Linked DNA regions of Mus musculus: regions 1 and 3 are each linked to region 2. Evidence: chromatin loops called from intact Hi-C (ENCODE). Cell type or tissue: left cerebral cortex. All regions are shown on one strand.

Region 1 (8,000 bases), 590 kb before region 2:
GAAGAAATGTAGATATTTATTCTTGGGGCAAGATAACTGGAGACAGGACATGTATGCGCGTATAAGCATAGACAAATTGCAGGTGCAGGCTATTTGAGGTTGCTAGCCTGCTGTCTACACTGTGTCTACACAGAGGGGCCAGAAGCCAAGATGCTGAGAGTAATGACACAGAGAGCCTCAGATGCCATTTGGATAGTAAAGGATTTTATGCAAACTTTGCTTGTGTATAAATAGGAGGGTGCAGGACAGAGAGAGGTAAACAACCACAGTGATAACTTAAAGGCCAACAGCAAATGGTCCTCTCCCCATTATTCTCCCTTGAACACTGACTATGACATTAAGAGCTGGATCTGTCCTTCTGTGTCCACAGTGTGTAACTTGATGTAGAGAGGCTGAGAGCTCTTTCCTGGGAAAACTTGTCAAGGTGGGAGCCTTGCTTGAGTTGGAAGAAAGGCTAGAACATTCTAGCAATGGGTCTTAGCCCAACACTCTCCAATTTTCTTTGTATATACTTCATACTATATACATTTTCCTATTACTCTTTGCGTTAAGAAAGGTGAATCTGCTGAGATAATCTTTGCTTGCACTTAGGCATAGGATGGAGTGTCCATGGAGGCCACAGGAAAACACCAGATGTTTTCTCAAGACAGCTTTCCACTAGAATTTTAACGACAGAATTTCTCAGTGAACTTAGAACTCATGAACTTAACTAAGCTATCTCAATGAGCTCTAGGTACTCTCATGTCCCTGTCCCCTGCCCCCCCGGTGCTGGAGTCATAGACAAACATTAGCGGCCCCAGCTTTTTACAGGGTACTAGGAACCAGAATGCAGAGCCTCAGGCTTGTACCATAGGCACTTTACCCACTGAGCCACATCCCATCCTGGATGGGAGACTCTTCATCTGTAGAGTTGCAAAGCTTCCTTACAGAACTAGAGCGAGGAATGCTGTTTGGCAGGAAAATCCTGCAGCACACACAGAAGCTTAAGAAACAGCAGCGATTTCCTGTCCGGGGTGTGCACAGCAGCCTTCTGTGCCGCTGCTTTCACAACTGTGGATTTAACGATGTCAGATTGAAAATATTCAGGGGAAAAAAAGTTCCTCTGTACTGAACACATACAGATCTGTTTCCCTTTGCCAGAGAAGCCCAGTGTAAGGCTCATTTGCAGAGCTTTTACACAGCTTTAGGTGTGGTAAGCCGTGGAGAGAGAGTTTAAAGCACACGAGAGAATGCGATAGGTTACATGCGAGTGTCACACCATTTTATATAAGCACTTGAGCATCTGCAGATGTTGGCATCTGTTGAGGTTCTGAGAACTAATCCCCAGTGAAAACAGAAGGCAGACTGACTGTTACTTGGTGTCATGCCTTTTCTATTATGTAAAGCAAGGATATTCTTCTGGATTAAGCATTAAATGGCCATAATTGCAGCCGATTTAAAATACAGATAAGACAACTTCTTAGCTTTACCACCATTCAATGTCTCAGACAAATTAGACTCCCTGGGTCTTTCATTGTAAACAGAGTGACATTAGACATAGCCCTGAAATCCTCAGCAGAATATGGAAGCTACTTGAGCAGAGACTCTGGGTAGGGGGTGTGGGTTTTGAGAGAATTGTATGAATTGAAATCTTAACTCCTTTTTATATGTGGTTTGCCCTACAGGTGTGCGTAGGGGTTGGGAGGGGCAGAAGAGGCAGTGCCCTGCTCCTCGGTGCAGTGTGGCCAAGAAACCAGTTGTTCTGATGCTGAGTCTGTTCTCGGGCTGTCCTCCTAGAGTGTGCCCCACCAGTTGTTCTGATGCTGAGTCTGTTCTCAGGCTGTTCTAGAGTGTGCCCCCCCCCCAACCAGGCCTATAAGCTACTAGGTCTCTACTACATCTACAGGGAAGAGAGGGGAAGAAGTGAGGGCCCAAGCCCGGCTCTCCTCCCCCAAGCTAGCTCCTTCCCCTTGCCATAGACCAGTTGTCTGTATTGACTCTCCTATGATTCTGAAGTCCATTCTATAGAAAACAGGTCCTGGAGCAGGGGAGACCCTTTCAGCGTCACACTGTCATAAGCACAATCAGATCAACTAGACAGCACAACCAGGCAGGCTGGAGAGAAGTGGAAGGAAGTGGAGTTCAGAGACTCCAGTAGATTCTAAGTAAACTCAAAGGCTGATTCCAGTGTGTGTGTGTGTGTGTGTGTGTGTGTGTGTGTGTGTGTGTATGTGTGTGCACATGTGTGTGTGCCTGTGCATGAGTGTGCTCGTATACCCTCATGTGTCTGATTGTGCATGTGTATGTGGAGACCAAAGATTGATATCAGGTGTCTTTCTCCATTGCTCACCTCCATTAATTTTGAGACAGGGTCTCTCATTCAATCTGGACTTTGTTGATTTGTCTAGACTGCCTGGTCCATGGGACTCAGGGACTCTCCTGTCTCTGTGGTCCCAGCACAGGGCTTTCAGGCATAGGCTATATCATATCACTTTTTCTATGAGTGCTAAGAATGTACACTGTCAACTGCATTATCCCCCCCCCTACCCAGGTCTCCTCCCTAGCTCTCCATTAGGAAAGACCATGACAGCATGACCCGGTGGGGTGACTAAAGGAAGCCTTGTCCTTTGGGATCAGTGGAGGGAAGCAAGTTGTGCAGACAGCAGGAGCAGGCTGATCAAAAGGCTGGGCCCAAGGACAACAAGAGACAAGCCAGGTAGACAGCAGCTGAGGTCTGGGCTTGAGAGTCATTTCAACCAGAGTCTATTGACCTGAGTGTCAGCTAGCTAAGCCATATATCCACAGGGAAATAATAGCTCAGCCTTGTTGCTCTGGGCTGTGGGCAGGTCAATAATTACCACAGAAAGAGCTAAAGAGTCTGTGGAGGGAGAAACATCCAAACACACAGTGGCAGTATAAGATCTTTTAGAAGTTGTGAGCTTGTTCTTTAACTTTTCTTTCTGAGCTCATCCTACAGGGAAAATATCGACTTTCTACCTGCCCTGGGGCACATTCAGCCCCAGCATGACACCACACTGTCACTCTGAGTTTTTTTGGGGTCCATGGTGATTTCTGCAGAGAGGTAGCTTCAGACTCAACCCACCCCCTTTCCTTCTGCTTCTGAAAGACTCTATAGCAGTCACCTTAGAGATACCTGGGGATGGGGCACCCTCTCAGAGGTGAAGGGGAGGGAAGATGGGGGCAAGAACTCTGAGAGGGTACTGGGAGGGGGACAGCATTTGGGATGTAAATAAATAAAATAATTTATTAATTTTAAAAAGCCTTGAACAAAGCAATCACTTATAAAGACTAAAACCATAAGTAGTATCCTGTCCCAACAGCACTATACACATGGTTGGCCCAACCTATGAGTGAAAGCTAGGGGCCTCTAACTGGCCCAGTTCCCACTTCACTCCCCCAACTGCTTCTGTGCCTGGAGGGTGGAATAGTACTATTCTCTGCAGGAGACATGCAATTTAGGTAGCAGCTCCCAGCAAACATGGAGAGCCAGCATCATGGGTTTCATTTCCTCTATAGCCAGTCAGTTTGATGTTGGTGGGTATTTCATGCACAGTGTTCAGTGTTTTCTTCAAGCTAGCCCAGTTTGCATGAGCTGTGGGGACATGAACCCTGCCCATCTGTTCTCCTGAGACTGCTATTGTTTCCAGGCCTGGAGAGAGGATACCTCTGCATTCTCCTTCCTGGGATGATACTGTGTTTTCAGGAGAGATGCTGTGGGGGCCCAGTCTGGACCAGGTACTAACACTGCCCCATGTGGCTCAAAGCAGCCAAATCAGAGTAGCTTGCTGACAGGAACCAGTACCTCTCTCACAGGGCGCCTGGCTGGAGGGTTGCTCTGCTCTGAGTAAGGCTACTAAAGAAACTACTCATGATGTGTGCAGGATACAAAGAAATGTATGCCAGACATCCTTGTCTGGGAGGCTTATTGTGAAAAATGATGGAGCCCTAAGCTGTAGATGGAGCAGTAGCAGAGTTTTCCCCTCCTCCAGAAAACTGCCTCCTGCTCCTACACAACTGGGCTTGTGGGCCTTCTGTCTGTATCCATGCTGTGCTCCATGCCCTACCCCCATCACTGCAACCCTTCATGGGATATCTCTGCACACTCTGCCTGACATTGCCCTTGACATCACCTTCTGTTGTTCAGTCAGTGGCTCAGCTTGCTCAGGGACCCCATGGATGTCCCACATTCTTCACTCATTTGAGAGGGGGAGGGAGAGGAGAGGGAGAGGGAGAGGGAGAGGGAGAGGGAGAGGGAGAGGGAGAGGGAGAGGGAGAGGGAGAGGGAGAGGGAGAGGGAGAGGGAGAGGGAGAGGGAGAGGGAGAAGAAAAGAGAAGACTGTGACCTAGAGTGAAATCAGTTCCGGTAGCTGGAAAAACAGAGAAACAACCAACCAACCATATTTGCCAAGGAAAGATCTGGCTTTTCAAATGCTCCAATACCTCATGAAGTCAGAACATAGACACAGTGGGTCTGAGCCTGTTCACTACTGAAAATAGGTCTTCTTGGCTCTATAATACTTGAGTGTAAAGTCAGAAACTCATTTTTACATGATACACAGACATGTATGCACATACACATATGTGCATGTGCATGCATGTACTCACATGTAAACCAGTTAAGTAGTATCCAAATAGAAGTCATTTCACAGAGAAAGCTGTCTCTCACACCTGTTTAGATGCCCAGTCTTCTCTTTTCTTCAGCACCTCTACCCCTCCTCTAGATGCCCTAGTAATATCTTCCCTACACATGTTGATATAATGTCTCCTTTAAGTGTCTTTAAGTGCTGTCTATGCTACATGACCCATACTACATGCTACCCAGTGTATGTAATCAGTGGATAGGCCAGAATCTTCATAAGTCCCTTGAAGCATCTCTCTAGGATCTCTGCCCTTCTGCAGAATGTAGGCTAATGGACAAACTGTCCAAGAAACCTCCTTGACTGGTGTCCCAGAACCTTCTTCTCTTCTAATCTCATCCTGGACTAACTGACAAGAGTGTCCTATTCGATCAGTAGCAAGCTGTGCATGTTTAGCTACAATGACACAATTGTTATCATTATACATTCTTTCCTAAGCACTTCCACCCATTTCTCATGCAAGTCAGTAATTTTTATTCTCATTAGACAAATGAAGTAATGATTCCAAAAGATTTGGTCACTTTTCAAGCCAGCCTTCAAAGCCGAAAGCTCCTGTCTACAGAGCCAACTTGGAGTAGCTCCACCTCCCCTTCAGCCTCCCTCTATCCACACACGCTTTCTTCAGACACTCCTCACTTCCATCTGGCTCTCCAGACACTTGAGCTTTTACCCTCTCTCTCACCTCCACTCAGCTCTTGGCACACTTTTCAATTCCAAATCTTGAGAAACTGACAGGCCTGTAAGTGATGTTTTAGGAGATGTGGGTGGCAGGAGCTCAAAGGACAGCATCCGTGGATTCACTTAAGGCTGGAAACAGCATGCTTCTAAGCCAAGACACCTCTGCTCTGTTAGCAACAGGTTAATGTATACTACTAAGTATATGCTTGTTTGCCTTTTCTTCACCTAAGTAATATGTTATAGTCAGAGTTGACATTTTCCAGGGGACTTGATGACATTCTTATTTGTCCCCTGAATAGAACAACAATTTTAGCTGACATAACATGGAATTCCTCTGACTAGATTAAAAATGATCACAGGGAAGGCTTGTTGGCAAACGGAGCACTCTTGTTTCTAGAGCTGAGACTGAGCATGTAGGTGGATTCACAGTGGTGAGGAGATCCCTGGAGATCACAGAGTTCTCAAGGGAGGACACAACCACCTCTGAGCAATTGCTAGTATAGCAAGAACTATAGATTGAGGCAAATCTGGGCTTATATTCAACATTGCCTGTTTTGAACTTCATGACTTTTGAAACAACTGTTCAGTTTTTATTTTGATATTTAGTTTTCTTAAAAAATTGCCAGCAAACAAAATACTCCTCAAGGTGTACTTTCAGGATTTACTAAATCAGTTGATCAAGTAAATCATTAAGTGAAAGAATCTCTATTCATATTCCCAAAAACTGAAGACTGCCCTTTCTTTGAGAGAGCAAGTATCATATAGAAGTTTAGCAACACACAAATGAAAATATAGCCCATTATGAAATTAGTTTGTTGTTATATTTTGTTTGAAATCAACATAAAATCAATGTTTTTCTACCATTAAGAACTTTGAAAGAAGCCCTTTGGAAAATAATTGTAATCTATTAACTTTACCCACAACTTGTGATAGACAAGATGTCTCAAAACTCTACTTCTGAAACTTGTAATAGCATTTCTGTAGGAAAATATTTCATAGCTGCATAGCTGGGTTATCAGGTTAGTTAGGAACATAAGTAGCAGCCAAAGATGTGAGCACATATTGGATTGACTCAGAAATAAGGCTTGGTGGAATGCTTTCCAGTTTATTTGTCATAGGGGCCAGAGTTGAGACTTTGAATCTACTTGAGTTCTACATAAAACCTTCTCTCACCTTTTTTTCTTGGTGTGAATCAGGAGGAGGCTTAACCCATGGTGAGAATTCTGCTAATTCTGCCAGGGAGAACTTCTGTGAGTTTGGATCATGGAAAAGAATACTTGGCTGGGTCCACTTAACTTGGGGTTTAAATAAAACTAGATGAGAAGGCTTTCTGCTTTCCCAAAATGATTGCAATGATGACGCTGACTCATAAAAGGCCACCCACTCAGAGAGTGAATCAAGATACCCCAGCTCTGGACCCTTGACCAAAGCAAATTCACTCCAGAAAAATGAATTCTACATAAGTCACCTCTCTAACCATAGGACTTATTTAGAATGAGTATGTGTGAAATCAACAAAAGATAGAGATAATCAGCATGGGTAGCCCACATGACAAGACAATTAGTAGAATAGGAGACAGACTTGAATACTGTGTTCCACCAGTAGTAAAAGGAGCATAAAGGAGGCTAGCTGATGTCACTATTTAGATGGCCCCACCCCATCAGACGAATATCTCTTTAAGTATGAAAACCAAAGGACAGAAATGGAAGAGAGGCAACACTTGCAGAAATAATGAGCTATTTATTCTGGATCTACATTCTTGGTGAGCTCTAAGGATAGATCCAGATGGCGGCCTTTGTAATTTATCTCACACTCTTAACTGAGAAAAGAGTACTTTAATTCTAATCTCAAGGGACATCCCCAGAACTATGAAACCAGTCCCTGTTTGTTATACAGTAAAGTAGCTGATTAGAAGTGGATTCTACTAGGTAGACCAGGTGGAGTATAGAAAAGGCTGTGCTGACTCTCCATGTGTGTTCATTCAGGATAAGAATATCATCCGGTCATGACTGCCTATATGTGTCCTGGGTCACAGTAGGAATCACCAGTACCTGACAGCTGTTTAACGAGTCAGCCCCTTAGGTTACAGGGAACACCTAACCCGACTCTTCACTATGTTTCCTTCCCACCACCCAAGAAAAATGGAAGTTTGTTTTAGTTTTTATTTTTTCTGAGCATTTCCCTCTTTAGCCCAGGCTAACTTTGAACTCTGATCCTCTTGCTTCAGCAACCTAAAGCTGAAGTGTTGGGTGAAGGGGAAGGGTGCACTACCACCCCCTCCCCCCGTGACAAGTACCTTGTAAGGACCAAGATGACTTTGCTGTACCTGGTTGAACCTCTGTACCTGGACAAGTGGAATAATAGCAATTAGAATGGCAAACTATTATTTTGATTTCCCTTGATTAAAAACAAACAAACTTAAATGGTGATATCTAAGACTGAACCACAGGGTTGTTCCAATACAAAAGAAGACCAGCCCCCAGTGAGAAAAATATGTGTTCTGTTTCACTTTATGTTTAAAAGTATAGTTTCTTTGACTTCAACTTGAAATTTGGGCTCTACACAGAGAAGAGAATTTTAAAAATTAATTAACTACCATTTTATTGGGTTTTGTTTTGATTATTTTTGAGATAAGGATTTACTAATCCACCTGTGATGGTTTGAATAAGGATGGCCTCCATATGT
Region 2 (8,000 bases):
ACAGGCCAGCACAAACACCATTGTCCCCATTGTGTCACTTTCCCTAGACAAATCCACCTACTAAGGCACCAAGGATGAGCCAAAGAAACAATTCCATCCCCTCCAGTTTAGTAAGCCAGTGAGTTTACTGGTGCTACTCATGGGTATGTGAGGGGAGACTTCCTCATCAGGGTAAGCATGGGCTGCTCCACAACTCTAGAAAGCTCACTGCAGCAGGGTGCCAACTCACAAAATCTGCACTGCTGGAACCTCCTGCATAACTCTCATTCCTCTCAGTCCCTTGCACACTCTCCTCTCCCAAGCATGCATTATCGCATCTACAAGCACTGCATTTGGGAGAGGCCTGTGAACCTTAGAGGTTCCAGGAACTTCCTGAGGCTTGTACCTTTTTCTTACTTCCTGAGCCTCGATAGAATGGTTTTGTTTGTTTGTTTGTTTGGTTTGGTTTGGTTTGGTTTGGTTTTTGGTTTTTTTCGAGAAAGGGTTTCTCTGTGTAGCCCTGGCTGTCCTGGAACTCACTTTGTAGACCAGGCTGGCCTCGAACTCAGAAATCCACCTGCCTCTGCCTCCCAAGTGCTGGGATTAAAGGCGTGCGCCACCACACCTGGAGATAGAATGTTTTTGACACAACTTCCTTTGCTGAAGCACTATTTCCTAAAAGTCCCACCATCAAATTTGGCAGAGGCTAGAGACCCAGCTGTCAGCATGTGGTCCTTTAGGGGATATTCCAGATACAAATGATGGCAAACAGGCTGTAGACTTAAGCCTATGTCCCTTTCCAACCTCATCACTTATGGCTATTTAATGTCAGCAAATGAATTCACTTCCTAAATTCAGGATGCGGGCTGGATGCTTCCTTTCTGATCCTCTGTTTCTGCCAACTCTGCTCCATCCCAGAGAAGCTTTGGTTGTGTCTGTACTTGGCTGCTGAGCTTTGTGTAAGGGTTTTGTCTTCTCAGTTCCTTCTCAGAAAAACCTCTTGGGCTCCATGTGCCCTTCCCAGAAAGCAGCTGTGCTAGCAAGCAGCTTATGTCACAGGCACTGTTGCCTAAGGAATGCAAATATTCCCCCTCCCTGCTTACCCTGGATGGTAGTGGCTCGGCTGTTTCTCAGACAGAAACTTGGAGCCCACACACAGACTTTGAACTTGTCTTTCTTTCCTGTTGGGCTCCTGGCTGCTGAGAGAGAGCACCCTCATCATTTGTCTTTTGTAGTCTGTGTTTGTTTTAGTTTCATGAACTGTGAATGGGTGAGATAAAGTGGGAATGAGCTATGCTGAGCCCTGAGCAAATGACAGCAATATAGAGTCAGTTGGGGTGTGAGCGGGACATTGGTGCTAAAAGAGGAGAGTCCTAGAATCCAGAAGAAGAAGCTCACGCAAGCCCAGTTCTGTCTCTGTCTCTCCGACTCCCATAGCTTCTTGCCACATGCATCTGCAGAACCAGGCCTCTCAAAGTTGTCCACAAGCCAATCTATGAGTCTGTATCAAGTCACATAATAGAAGAAGTAGAGTCACAGAGGATACTGTGGATGAGGGAGATGAACCCCTTGTGACCATCTGTTCCTTCATCATGAAAGAGAGCAGCTAGAGAAAATATGACTGGCTTTGAAAATGAAGACTGTCCCTGGAGCCAAGGGGTGTGGGCAGTCTCTGGCAGCCCTGAAAGGTACAGAATGCTTATAATAAAGTGCTTATAATTTGTTCTCTGAAGAACTGCATTTAATCTGAACTTGTAACCTTCTTTGCCAAATCTGAAACTCATGCAAACTTGAATTTGAGCCACACAAGTGATAAGGAATTAGTGTGAACATAAAAAGTGATGACATTTTCCAGGGTGTTCTGCCTCTCTTTCGAAGATTTTCAGAATGTGGATTCTATCTGGGAAAGGAGAAATGCTGGAAGCATTCCGTTGGTCGTGTTTCCCATCCAACAATAAAGAACTTCTGAGTTCCTTCCTGGCGTGCCCTGAGCCAATAGTCCCCAAGGTTCCACTCAACCTCTGTCATCCAACTACTAATCCACACACACAGCTAACAAGATACCTCTTCTCCATTTGTTTTCAAGATTCTTCAGGGTGTCCCCTGCTCGGGCATCACAGTGTTCTAGGTGAGCTGGGTAGATTTCGCATGTGTAATTTGGCTCACAAATCCATCTCTTTGGCCCGTCATCAAGAATTCCTCTCTAAGCCTCCTCTCAACTGTCGACAGCCTTCTGCAACACTCAGGCTCCACGATCTGAAAGTGGGGCATGTGCCACCAGAAATGTGAAAGGAAACTGTGCAAACTGTAAAGATATGGCTTCTCTTCTTGGTGACGTGATGAGGTGACAGCTGTGTTTGCAGTTATGTGGCATTGTGGCAGGTGTGCATGGGGTTTATCAGGCTGTGCATCTGTATATATGGTTGGTGAGAGCTTATGGGGGACATGCACATGGTTCATAGTATGCATTTTGAGAAGGAAGAAGGCATGGTTACAGTGTATGCATGTGTATGTGTGCATGTTTGTGTTTGTGGCTACATGCAGTCCTTGTGTATGTGAGGTATTGTGCTGTTCATATGTGGGTATTGATGTAATATGTGCATCAGCAGCTGTATAGAATATGAGTGTAGAGGTATTGGGATATGTGCATGTGTGCATAGTTTCATGGAACTCATATATGTAGTGACAAAGTATATGTAAGGTATGTGTACATATAGTGTTGTTAAATGTGTGTGTGTGTGTGTGTGTGTGTGTATATATATCCTATCAACAATATATATGAGGTGTGTGATGGGTGTATACATAGGATGTTGTTGGTTTATGTTGTATGTGTTGATTTAGTTCATACATATCAGGATATGAGGTGTGTCTATAGAGATATTAGGATGTGCATGTGTATAGTTAAGTAGGGTGGATATGTATAGGGTGAGTATATAGGTAGGTGGCATTTTCATGTACATGCATCTTCACAGTTATTTAGGGGACCTATCCTGAGATGTCTGTATATGGTTTGCATGACATGTTCCAGTTTGGGTGCTGGAGTTCTTCATGTTTGTGATTATACAGAACTATAGGGTGCACACTATATGTGTACGTATGTGTATGGAAAATGTACAGCTTGTCTGTTAATGTGGTTATGTAGGACATGTATATGAGTGTGTAGAGATATCTGTTGTGCGAATGTATTTATATGGGGTATGTTTCCAAGCAATACATGTACACACTTGACTGGTGTGATGTGGAAGAATTGTACACATGCTATAAATCTCATAGGCTTTGGGTAGCATCAAAATCAAGACCTCACCCCTCTCTTTTTATTCATTCATTCTCCCACATATGTGGAAAGTAGCCTGGTCCACGTAGGGTTCCCTTTGCTTGAGTCCTCCATCCTGCCTGGTGTCCCCTTTGGGGCCAGTTGGTAAGAAGGCATGGAATCGATGGTTCAGACTCTGGGAGCAGGTGAGAATGCAGCAGCAAGCTCATTTATCAATCCTTGGAGAGTGCTGCTTATACCCTCTACCTGTGTCCCATTGGTCCCAAGCAAATGTGTCCTCCAAGTAGCAGTTCCCAAGTGACTGTCATCATATCATCAATCTCTAGGCTCTCAGGCAGGCTTCAGCCTGGCCCTCATGCAGAAGTTGCCTCCACGGCTGCTTGGCCTCACTCACTGTTTACAGACGTTTATGCTGAAGCAAACACCCACCACCTTGTCAGTGAGGCCTGCTGTTCCTCCTCCGGGTTTCCTGGTTCAACAGTGAACAACACAGGCAAGACTTGCGTTCACTTACATGGGATAAGAGATAATTCACTTAAAGTAAAACCTACACAAAAAATCATTTGTTAAGTCAGCAAATGCCAGTTGAGATTAAAACACAACAAATGAGATATAAAGAAGGGACAAGGATAGCCATCTGGCTATGGAGACCTTTAAAGTTTGTTGTGGCAGAATAGGGCTGACATGGTAACAAACATGGCTTTTGGAGCCACCTATGAGCTGCATGGGAACCTAAAATGGACTGAGTGTGGTCAGGTGCAATGGTCTCTAAGCCACTGCAAGGCACCTTCTCATCCCATGAATGCATGGGAAGCAAATGATGGGGCTAGGACTGCAGTGGTTTCTCACACTTCAGTGAGATAGAGAGGAAAGGGCCAAGAGTGGGCAAGAGTGAGAAACACAACCAAGAAGGAAATGGGGCAAGTAGGATTTTAATTCTCCCTTTCTTGCTGAGCACTTCTCTCTCAAAGCCCCCTGTTCAGACTCTCCTCAATTTCAGATGGGAATAGGCCTTGATAAATCCAACACAAATTGCATATGTCATACATTTAAATATATATATTCAATTAAGATCGAGCTATTCAACATTCTAGCATAGAGACAGAGGGTTTTGAAAGCCTATACCCTTAACTGCAAAGCAATTGACAGTTGATAACTTTGGGGAGAGAGAGTATGTATTTTTTTTTAAGGTTGTGGCTCCTGGTAGGTCAACAGTACTCCAGAAGATGGCCACAAACCATGAGTATATGGGGATATGGGCTATACAAATTAGAATCAATAGAAAGAAGGAAAAGGAAGAGGAGGAGGATGACAATGATGACGAATACAATGACAACAACAACAATGACGAGGAAGAGGGTAAGGGTGAGGGGTGAGGAGGCGGGTAAGAGAAAAGGGAGGTATATTAAATGAGTATATTTTTTCCCTTGAGGGAGAAAGTAATATCGCTGTATTGGAAGAACAAGGAGGCCCCAATCATTCTGTGAGATGAAGTGTGAGTGCGTTCAGAGGGGCTGGGGTCATGCACATAGGCAGCTACTAGGAAGTTTCATCTATTCTTTTGTGGTGTGACTAGGAGCAGGGTAGGTTGTTCTCAGTACCTATACATATTGTTTATTGTTTCTGTAAGTAGAGTGGACCAGTCAGGCTGAGTCCATGCAATTCTTTATGACAAGGGGACTATAGCCTAATACACCCTGACTCAATTCCTCAAGACCTGAGCCCTATCACCCAACAAGACTAGGTACAAGATCAATATCCATGGTCCACCTCTGACCCTGTGCATGCATACAGGATGATGTGAGCAGTTCAGAGTCTCTTCAATGTTGACATTGTAAGTCAGCATAGCTCCTGGGTTAGGGAAGGATAGCATGAAAAGGCAGCATGTATGCTCAGCTGTGAAACAGCCTCCGTGAGTAGGCTGTATCAGCCCCTGTGCTATGGTCCCTCCCAGAAGTGAGAAACAAATTAAAATTCATATTCTGCCAAGTACCTGCCAAGGGACAAAGGCATTCAAGTTCAGAGCCATAGAAACTAGCCTTTAACAAATACTGAGATAGCAGACGTAACTCTTAGAACACAGGCTTGAACAGGCTATGCCTCTCCATAGGTCTCTGAGACTGAGTTCTTCTGTGACTTGACAGCTCTCAATTTGTGGTACCTGATTCCTCCATGCTCCCTGCCATGTGCAGTATGTGAAACTAAGTTATATGATGTAAAATTCCCCATCACTTCTGAAAGTTAGGCCTTTGCTTTGTTCGGCAGACTTGTCCAGATTCCTCAGGGAGATGGGGATTTGGTACAAAGATGCCGCCGGAGATGAAGGAGATGAAGTGGTTGCTCTTAGGCCAACCCACTTTCATCCCTCTCATCTCATAGTCTCTCTTCCTCTCTTTCTTCTTCTCCCCTTCCACCTTCTCATACACACTACACACACACACACACACACACACACACAAACACATGTGCACACATGAGAGAGAGAGAGAGAGAGAGAGAGAGAGAGAGATTTTGGCCTGAGAAGCTGATGAATGGGAAAGTAAAACATAAGATCTGCCACCAAGGTCCAATGAAGGGAGGATTTTGTTAGTCAGTTCACATTGTTACTGGACAGCGGACAATCAATAGTCACTGCTGAGTAAAGTGCCCCCATCCTGTCAGAACAGAGCCACAGAGCTCTGCCATGCTCCTGTTGTCATCTGTCAAGACATATCTACAGGTGCATATGTGTAAGACCCACAGAGCTCCTTGTGTTTGCTCTGGGAGCTGAGACAAGACAAAGTCAGGAAGCAGCCAGGGCTTGGCATTGACGTGTAAATGAGCCAAAGATGAAGCCCATTTGCTGTGTGTCTGATCTCCATGTCAATGCTTGACTCTCCTGTCAGTCTTTATGCAAAGGAGTCAGGGAATAGGCATTCTTCTTATCACCCTTGAACAGATGTTAAAAATTTACTCCCTGGAATGGTTGTGTGCAAACACAACAAGGCAAAGTAGGGGAAGGCACTTTCCAGGTTGATTCACATGCAAACGGTATTTTGAAGTTATTCATCTTCTTTGAAAGGCAATAACTGCCTTGAAGAGAACTCTGACTTTAAGGTTTTGGCAGCCTCATTTATAGGTCCAGGGTCCATACTCAGAGGCAAAGTCAATGAATGCCAGAGGGAGGGCTAGCAACTTGACTCAGTGGATTATCTATCCAGAATCTTCTAGTGTTATTCACTTCTAGGATCACTGAAACTTCTGTTTAGACCTCATGTTTAGATCTTTTATGATGACAAACTCAGTCTCCTGGTCTTCATGAAATGAGTAAAGTTGGGACACTTCAGATATATTAAAACGTCTTCCGTGGTGTTAGCAGATCATTGCACTGATTTAGGAAGAAGAAGGAGGAGGAGGAGGAGGAGGAAGAGAAGGAGGAGGAGGAGGAGGAGGAGGGGGAGGAGGAGGGGGGAGGGGAGGAGGAGGGGAGGGGGAGGAGGATGGGGGAGGAGGAGGAGGAGGAGGAGGGGAGGGGGTAGGAGGAGGAGGAGGAAAAAGAAAGAAAGAAAGAAAGAAAGAAAGAAAGAAAGAAAGAAAGAAAGAAAGAAAGAAAAGAAAAACTAGTTTCCAGACAGTATATATATCTGCAGGGTGCTGAAGACCTGAGGCTGAGTTCTGAGTTTCATTGAATTCTCAACTGTATGCTTTTGAAAAAAAGAAAGAGAAGGGGAGAAGAGAGGGAGGGAGGGAGGAAGGAAGGAAGGAAGGAAGGAAGGAAGGAAGGAAGGAAGGAAGGAAGGAAGGAAGGAAGGAAGGAAGGAAGAAATTGGATTTGTTGTGGCTTGACATGATGGGAAGAAGGGAGAGTCAGTGTTCTCCAGAAAAACAGAAGCAATACAATGAATAAGTATCAAAATAAGAGTTGTTAGATTGTCTACATGATATGGGCAGAGTAGCCCAACAATGACTATCTCAGACTGGAAAGGCTGAGAACCTGGTGGTTTCTCAATGCACAAGTAAAGTGCATGTGCATGCTGGAGTGCACCTCTTGGATAACTCCAGGTCTCATCAAGTTAACAGTCAAGATTAACCACCATGTCTACTAACTCTGTTCTAAACGCCACATTAGGCAGGCAGAGTGGAGTACATGAGATCTTGGTGGTATAGCTCAGTGTGTGGTTTGAAAATGTTTGGCCAGGGAGTGGCACTATTAGAAGGTGTGGCCTTGTTGGAGGAAGTAACTGTGGGGATGGGCTTTGAGACTCATCTCCTAGCTGCCCCTGAGACAGTTTCTCCTGGCTGCAGTCAGATGAAGATGTAGAACTCTTGGCTTCTTCTTTAGCACTGTTTCTGCCTGGACATGGCCATGCTTCCTGCCATGATGATAATGTACTGAATCTATGAACCTGTAAGCTAGCTCCAGTTAAATGTCCCTTAGAAGAGTTGCGTTGATCATGGTGTCTCTTCTCAGCATTTGAAACCCTAACTAAAAGACTCAGCCTATCTCAAAGTCTTGATGTAGCTGAACAGAGGCAGAAGGACTCTCTAGAAATGTGTTTTGGCCTCATCCTCCACAGTGCATCTCCTGGAAGCAACTGTAAGGCTGGTGAATGTACCTATGACCATTACTCATGAATTCTGCTCAATTTCTTCTTCAGGGTACCACTACAAGTATATACAGTCACTTGGATGCTCTGTGGCAGGTATGAGCCCTCAGGCTACATCCTATGAGATGCTAGTGGGGACCCTCTGGGCAGCTTCTCTCTGC
Region 3 (8,000 bases), 240 kb before region 2:
TGGAAATGGCAAGTACTATACTGGAGTTGTGAATCCACGGGCTGGAGTCTTGACTCTGGCAATGATCCACTGGGAACATAAGCCATACTAGATAAAGCATGCTGTCAGTTCCTTTAGCTAGAAAAAAGAACACAGCTCTCATGAATGCTGAGATTAAGGGTTACTCCATGACTGGCACTAGGTGGTATACAGTGAGTGGCAGACATTGGGGACAAAAATATATGAGTCAAAATGATGAAGTTGGGAATGCTGTGAAAATATATTAGACGTCTCAGAGGAGGAGCAGAGATTGCCAGGCTAACTAGGAAAAGGAAAGACAAGACTCTGGAGGAAAAAAAAAATCCTAGCAGACTCCAGTCAGCTACCAGCAGGTCCCCAATGTAGAGAACCCACATGGTACCAGTGTCCTTACCCCTAGTGAACTTCTCAGTGTTATACTTTTACACAGTCTGGCATCTGATGCTTCTGATATAACAGCCTGTAATGATGAAATCAAAGAAAACATTTGTCTCTTCCAGTGAGAAGACCAAGCCGGACCACGTCAAGGCTAAGAGAACTGGTAGATCTGAGACTTTAAGTCAGGGTGGCATGGGTGGCCCTTTGCCCCTGCTGCTCAGCCCAGGCCTTTGCCCCTGCCTTTCAGCACCCCATCTCCACGTTTCTTGTACTTACCAACATGCTAGAACAGAAGTTTGTCCTCATATGAATTTGCCTCCTTTGGTAGCAGGAAAGTGACAGCTATTTCTGTGATTGGAATGAAAAGTCATGAGGGAGGAAGAGTCTCTCCACCCATCACACATGCCGGCAGCCTGCACTTCGGTCCATTGTCTTTGTCCCCAGATGTTTTGTGATACCTGCAGCTGTTGTCCAAAACCAGGTTAATTATAATATCCTTGATCTTCTATAAATAGCACACATGATATCTATCTGGTTCACACCCTATGTGCCCTGGAATGTGCATGCACACAGTGATGAACTATTCTAAGCAGTTGTCTTCGGGATGTCTTAGATGTCGAAGCAGGTTGTTGCTGTGCTTCTCATTTTCAGTTGAGTCCGGTGAACACCTTCATCCTTGCTTAGAAAGAGGATGGTGTGTGGTACACATGCAGAAGTCACTGGCCTGAAGGACAATAGCTTTTACATTCAGGACAATATTCTAGGGAGGTCAAGAGGTTAAGAGACACACTCCTTTCCCACTGCAAGTATCCCACCAGCAGATGCCAGAAAAGCCCTGCTGTGAATCAGCGCAGTGCCAAAGGCCCAGCCTGGTCTTCTAATTGGAAAAAAAGCCATCCAGCACATGAAACCTTTTGCTGGAATCTTCCAACAGAAAGCAAATATTCTGCTGGTGATCACATTGTTTTCTCTTGCTGCTGTCTCCCTACAAGGATTTCAAGCAACTAGGAACCACGAAGGACAATAAGGGAATAAGAGGATGTTTTCTGCAGCCGTCTTATATGTTTTGCTATTGGCCACCATGCGTGTTTTGGTATTTAAACATTTAAACAAAAGAAATGCACTATTTGAAAACACAAAGAACTTTATTCTTTCTCACCCAGATGTATAAAGTTTGGGATTGCATATCTTATTCCTTGCTAAAATATGGAAATTAGAGTTTGGTGAGGAAGCACTTGGCTGGGATACATGCTTGCCCCTTTTTCTCGGCCTGCTGTCTCGCTTGTGAGAGTTCATGGAGGGAAAATGCCTTTAAATACCATTGATCTAATAATACACCACATGAGATCCAATTCTTGGCAGAGAACACCTTTTTGCACAAGTACTCTTTGTCAATCAAATGCTTCCATGAAGTAGTCTGAGTAACAGTAGTAACAGAAGTCACACCATTTTGTCACTGCATACCACAGACACTGTGATGTCAACCAATCTGTCAGCATTGAAATGAGGCATTTGGAGAAAAAAAAAAAGTCAGACACAGCATAAATGTGGCTAATGCCACCACGCTATAAGTTGTGCTCTGGTGAGCATTTAATGTGCCTGTGTTCTGAGTGTTGGTCTCCTGCTAGCTCTTTCATTGAAGTCAGATTAATTTCCCAGAACTACCTGTGTGGAGAAGATGACATTCCCTTTTAAGAATATAGGCAGGAACAGACTAAACCCAGCTACCTCTCCTCTTTTAATACCCATAGGAAAGGCTTGTTCCAGAAAACTTGGCTTCCATGGCTATGAACTGTCTCTTTGTTTGCTTTATTGCTTATTAGATTAGGCTCTGATTATGTGGCTGAGGCTGGCCATGAACTCACAGTCCTTCTGCCTCAACCTACCCATACAAAGCTCGATTGCAGGTATGTGTCTGCATGCAGGTTTGAAGCAAGGAGACAGACAGTCCTGGGATTTGAGATCATGTACACTGTGACCCACACAGATGGCAAAGGAAACTGCCCCAAGCCCTTCTAGTTCTGCTTCTTCTATAGAATAGGAATAATTGTGCAAGTCTTAAGCTGGGAACCTGAATGCCTTCATTCCCCTGATGAGGTAGTGGATGCTGAGTAATAAAACTGCTGCCTAGAGAGGGCCCACATTAGCATCTATGTCCCCACTTGCCTCTACAATCTTTTATTATCATTTTCTGTTTCTTTAAATAATAGTTTTTCCTTGTTACCCACTTCAACTGTAGCTTCATCAAATTCAGGCAAACTGGAAGGATGTGAGTAAGACCCAAAACTTGGAAAAGCTCATCCTGGAGATGTGGATCCCACCATCAGTGCTGATTTTCTGGGGGATTTTCTATTATAAGCTATAACTCCTGAGGAAAGAATTTGTGTTTAACTAGGAACTGAAAACCTGAAATAGTTGTATTTGGGGAAGGAGATGAGGAAAGGAGGCATATGTAGCCACGGCCATGCCTCTGAAGTCATGCCATATGGGAGAATATTTCCTCTGGAAGTAAGGCTAGCCATGCTGATATGGGTTATCGAAATGACTGAGATTTCATCTGTATAGTTGCTTCATAGCTAAAAGTATCCATTCAACCAGATGGGCTTGGAAGCTAAAGCATTTGTTTCTAAGGTCTCTGAATTTCAAAAGCCCTTTAAGATCAGAGCAAGGGGGTTAGAGGACTCTCAAGAAAGAGCTCATCAGCTTCTACCTAGAACAAGAGCTAAATTCCACAAGAGCCTGTCAGGACATTCACTGGCCCAGGCCACATTCCCAACTGTCCGTATTGAACTAATGGCCTGCTAAGATTCGGATAAAAGTTTCCCAAAGACCACCTCTATGTGAACACTTGGTTCTTAGCCCAAGGGGGAAAAGGCAGGGGATGGTGCTAGGGCCTTGAGGAAGGTAGTTAGTTGTTGGAGTTGTCTTCTTGGAGAGCATACTGGGAGCCCCGAACTTCCTCTTCCTTTGTCTTTCACATTCCAGACATGGAACACACAGCCTCATCTAGGATGCACTCAGATCGCTGTAAGCCACATCTCCACAGGTCCAAGGGTATTGAGAGACAGCCAGCCAATCAGCCATGGACTAAAACCCACAAAGGGCACCAAAACAAACCGTTTGTCTTCTTAAGTCAGTTGTCTCCAGTGTTTTGTTACAAACGGGGAGAGCTGGCTGACACAGAGCCGGTTAGAACCAGAGCTGGCACACAGGGAAAAATGAAATCCCTGGTGACAGAAAATGTCAGGGGGATGTGGGACTCAAATATTAAAGAGTTTCATTCACATTTCAAGGTCACTGATGAGGAACAATGAGTGTATTGTGGGAATCACTGAATTCAGAACCTGTTAGAGAATCAGGATGCTGGTCTGATCTGGACACTGGTTGTTAGTGACACCTTGGATGTTAAGGCTGTAAGGATACTGGGATTGCACAGAGTCTAAGTATACACATGCATACACACACACACACACACACACACACACACACAAACACACACTCTCACCTATCCCAGGTGCAGGCAGGATGACAGTGCTGCCTTGGAATCCAGAATCCAGGGCAAGTACAACTAACTTAGACCACAAAACACTGAACAGAGAGCACCTTCAACTCCAAGGCAGCATGCCTCAGGCTGGTCACCAGTGCGGATGAACAGTTGGATGGCTGTGGGCTGAGAAAGATGGCAAAGGCCAGCTGTTCTGGGAAAGGAAGTTCTGCAGAAACAGGTGCCAAGCCATCTGTGGTGGAGCAAGACAGATGCCTCACTGAGCTCATGGCAGCCCACGATGCTGCCTCTTCTCCCAACAGAAGCTGCATGGAGAGGCAATAGGAACAAGCAGGAAGGGACTTCAGGATCTGAGCGAGAGGAGGCATGCAGGGAGGTGCAGAAAGTGGTTGTCTTGAATAGGAAAGTACTTGGAAGAGAGTGGAAGAACAAAAGCAGTATAGCTGCATGGCAGGATAGTCAGGGATGGGTGAGGGAGGCCACAGACACAATTGTATGTTCACTTGGAAGTGTGCAGGTGAACCCAGGGTTTAGAAAACTATACCCTAACCTTGATCAAGTGGAATACCTCTCTCTAAATTTAGGACAGGGGAACTTGTTTGTCAATCTTGCTTGCCACAAACATGAGGCCTGCACATGATTATAGCCTGTGATCACAACCTCACTTCATATGCAAGAAAATCTAAGGCAAGTGAAAAGAGAGAGCCTGAGGCACTTGATCAGATAAACACAGTTAGTGAGAACTCAGCCTGGTGAATGACTGGCACAGACTAGCCTGTAAACTCTATGCACTGGCCAAGGCCTGCAGTACCCAGGCTCACAGACCACATACAAGGACTCTGAATAAACTAATCTGGGTTGTGGGTTTGACTCTATTCACATATGTCTGTGCCTTTTATGCATAAGAACAAGCTACACATTCTCAGATAGCACTACGAGGACTTGATAAAAATTTAACTTAACTTTAGTTCAAAAGCAAACTTTGGCCCAAGTGACTCCAAGAGCAGTATACCTCTACATAGATATTCTGTTTCTTTACCTGGGAAGTTGTAAACAAACCAAAGTACTTACAGAGCATGGGTGTCTTGGAGGAAGTATAGCCAAAATAGATAGATAGATAGATAGATAGATAGATAGATAGATAGATAGATAGATAGATAGATAGATAACTCTTACTGTGTCTGCAGCTCTGGGGTTTCCTCTACAATTTGCAGGCAGCATTGCATATGTGGCCATCAAATGAGCTCAACTAGCAAGAAAGCATCCTGTCCTCCACAATTGTCCCCATAACCCTGTGCGTATGGGGCAAACTGTGCATCCTGTATGTTTCAGGTTCTTCCCGAGACTTGTAAGTTGTATTTTCTTTGCTGGAGCCTTGCAACTCTTGTTTATTTCCTGTGTCTCAATGAGGCTCTCTCCTGTAGGGAAGGCCCCAGTCCAGAAGGAAGAACAATACAACATTGAAGCATGGGCGTAGGGAGAGAGGGTGGGAAGGGTGAGAGTGGATGGTAGTGAGGTAGGGAGGGGGTTGGTTGGGGAGGGAGTATTCTGCTCAAGACAGCTCATTCCCAAGCTACACTTCAGGAAGGTCACCATGGAGACTGCTTGCAGGGGCATGTGTGTGTAAGAGGGCCATATAGCACCTTCATCCACACTTTACACTCTAGAAGTCACAAGATACTCTCTCCCCTCTGAGGTCATGAAAGGAAGTCACAACAAACAAAGCCTGGAGAGATGTGGCCACTGCACCTAAACTCTTCAGAGACCCCCAGACTAACTTAATCCTCAAGCAGGGATCATGGGGAGATCACCCCTAAATATTGTCATGGTTCTAGGTTTTCTAGAAAATACCTGTCTATTCTGATGGGAGTTTCCTGGGTACACTTAGGCCCTATTATATGCGCTCATGGGATTTAGTATTCCATCAAAACAAGATATTCTTAGAAAAGTTTTTATCCTAAACACATACATATATAAAAGTATTTTCACAAATGTGTAGTACTTTTTATTTAGAGAAAGCTAATTTCTAATTGTAGAGCCAACATAATTCTCAAAAGAATCTCCCAATAATGGCAATACACAGAAGAAGGCTGTTATGTTAGGAAAGTCACATGGCATTTCATGTTAAATAAACAATTTGCTTTAAAACATAACCCTTAAATATTAAAAGTCCTCTACCCATTTCCCTATCTCATAATGCCTAAGAAAGTGTGTGAAAAATCTCTCACACTATTAATGGTCTGCCCTGAAGGAAGCAAACTGTTCCTCCAGTAACTCTAGAGGGACTCAGTGCCTTCTTGACTTTAGTGTTCCACCCTAGACAGCCCCTGGGTGTTTTGGAGGGTGACTGTTGTCCACTGTCCCTACTGTCCCCAGTTCCTCCAAATCATCTCTCTACCCACCTCCAACACACAGCACCCATTTTCTGCTTTATAAGCTGCTGTAGAGAATTCAGTACTTAGGCATAATTCCACACCTTCCTCTCATTGGATATTTCTTTCCTTTTACAGTCCTAACCCAGCTGCAGAGCTGAAGGTAGGGGTCGAAACGTAGGGCCCTACATTATCTTCACACCACTGTGTGTGATAAAGTGACATTTTTGCTTACAGTAAGATGCACATTCTCTTTGCTGATTGACTATAGTAAACAAAACAGAGAGCCCTTCGGTGTGTATGCTGTGAATGCAGTATGGGTAGGGAGATGGTACCTAGACTGACTTGTAGTTGGTGACCTTGGCAGCAACCTTGCTCTGCTCTGGAACAGGCTAGGCTGGGTCCTACCCTCCCTGTCCCTACCCAAGCCATTTTTGTAACAAGCATAAGCCCCACTGTGCAACAAGAGCAGCGATTCAACATGCCTACCTAAATATTGCACAAAGCCTCACCCTGTGAAAATGCAGATTTCTCCATCTCCATATGCTACCTGTGGTGTGTCTAAATCCTCTGAAGCAAGCCCGAGTCACATGACAAAGCAATTGGGACTGGAAGGAGCTGGCTTCTGGCCTATTTGCCTGAGGATTTAAGAGCTCCCAGGGAGAAATCCTGAAGGAAGAAGGAGCCAGGACATAAACCACTTTGAAGGAGAGGGCAAGCGATTCTGAAGTCTGTGCTGTGCCACATGAATTTATATCTCTGCCTGAGCCCTGGTTGGAGCCACAAGCTACATAAGAAATGCAATTTCTTCTATGAAATACAGGCATCAGGCTGCAGGTGGGCAGGAATTGTCTGGGTGCAGCACCCTGGGTCCTTCTGCACACTTTTCGGAAGAGCATAGGTGCCTATGTTCTTGGAGATTTCGCCCAGTATTACACTTTGCAAACTTATCACCACCAAGGTATGTGCTCACTACTAGTCATGCTAGGTTATAAACATCCAGCATTTTACTAATCCATTCTGTACTTGGTAGATATATTTATGGTTGATTTTCAGATTTTTGCTGTTAGACTTAATGCCCTGGATATTATTTTTCATGCTTTCCTTATTCTGATGCCTTGAATTTCTCATGTGTGTGTGTGTGTTTGTGTGTGTGTGTGTGTGTGTGTGTGTGTATTAAATATGCAAATCTTCTACCTCCCCAGAGAGTGACTAAAGAAGCGCCATCTTTCATAGGAAGAGACATGGCCACCCTCAAGTTTCCCCATCTGTCTTGGTGGTGTTGAATAGTGACATGTTAGGGCTTTTACTAGTCAGGAGTTCGTTTTTATTTTCTAATTTATAATTAAAAACATTTAAAAAATATATTCTGATCACAATTTCTCCTCCCTCATGTCCTCACAGATCATTCTCATATTCCCTACCCTTCTTACTCCATGCCTTCTTTCTCTTTCTTTAGAAAATAAACAGGTAAAAAATTTTAAAGGAATTAAAAATCAAAAACAAAGAAAAAGCAGGAGAAGCACACATATATACCATACACAACACACACACACACACACACACACACACACACACACACACACAAACACACACACACACACGCACACTTTCCCCCAAATATCACTGAGTTTGTTTTGTGTTGGCATTCCCCTGCTGGCATAGGCTCACCTTTAAGTGTTGTTTGTGCTCTCAGTGAGACTCGATTGGAGAAAACTATTTGTGTG

What was found. Hi-C counts contacts between places; a loop is a spot of excess contacts. Peaks named below come from ENCODE experiments on the same cell type or tissue, not always from the same donor. Only the 100,000 strongest peaks of a DNase experiment are listed, where the experiment ranks them.
Region 1: it touches region 2 in a loop (2.0-fold over the local background); 3 of 42 quality-filtered maps call a loop at or near these places.
Region 3: a loop joins it to region 2, with 2.3 times the contacts of the local background. A loop is called at or near these places in 3 of 42 quality-filtered maps.

Annotation. Positions count from the first base shown.
Region 1 is chr12:27,129,339-27,137,338 of GRCm38, reverse strand. No RefSeq gene overlaps it. Among named protein-coding and RNA genes, the nearest start is that of Gm20187, 18 kb to the right of the region's middle. In left cerebral cortex, a CTCF peak has its summit at 3,729; DNase peaks (open chromatin) are centred at 5,332, 5,683, 6,580, 7,026 and 1 more place.
Region 2 is chr12:26,540,746-26,548,745 of GRCm38, reverse strand. No RefSeq gene overlaps it. Among named protein-coding and RNA genes, the nearest start is that of 1700020D12Rik, 68 kb to the left of the region's middle. In left cerebral cortex, no CTCF peak of the experiment used is centred here; DNase peaks (open chromatin) are centred at 1,567, 1,946, 2,189, 3,688 and 1 more place.
Region 3 is chr12:26,777,841-26,785,840 of GRCm38, reverse strand. No RefSeq gene overlaps it. Among named protein-coding and RNA genes, the nearest start is that of 4933409F18Rik, 53 kb to the left of the region's middle. In left cerebral cortex, no CTCF peak of the experiment used is centred here; DNase peaks (open chromatin) are centred at 61, 4,133 and 6,866.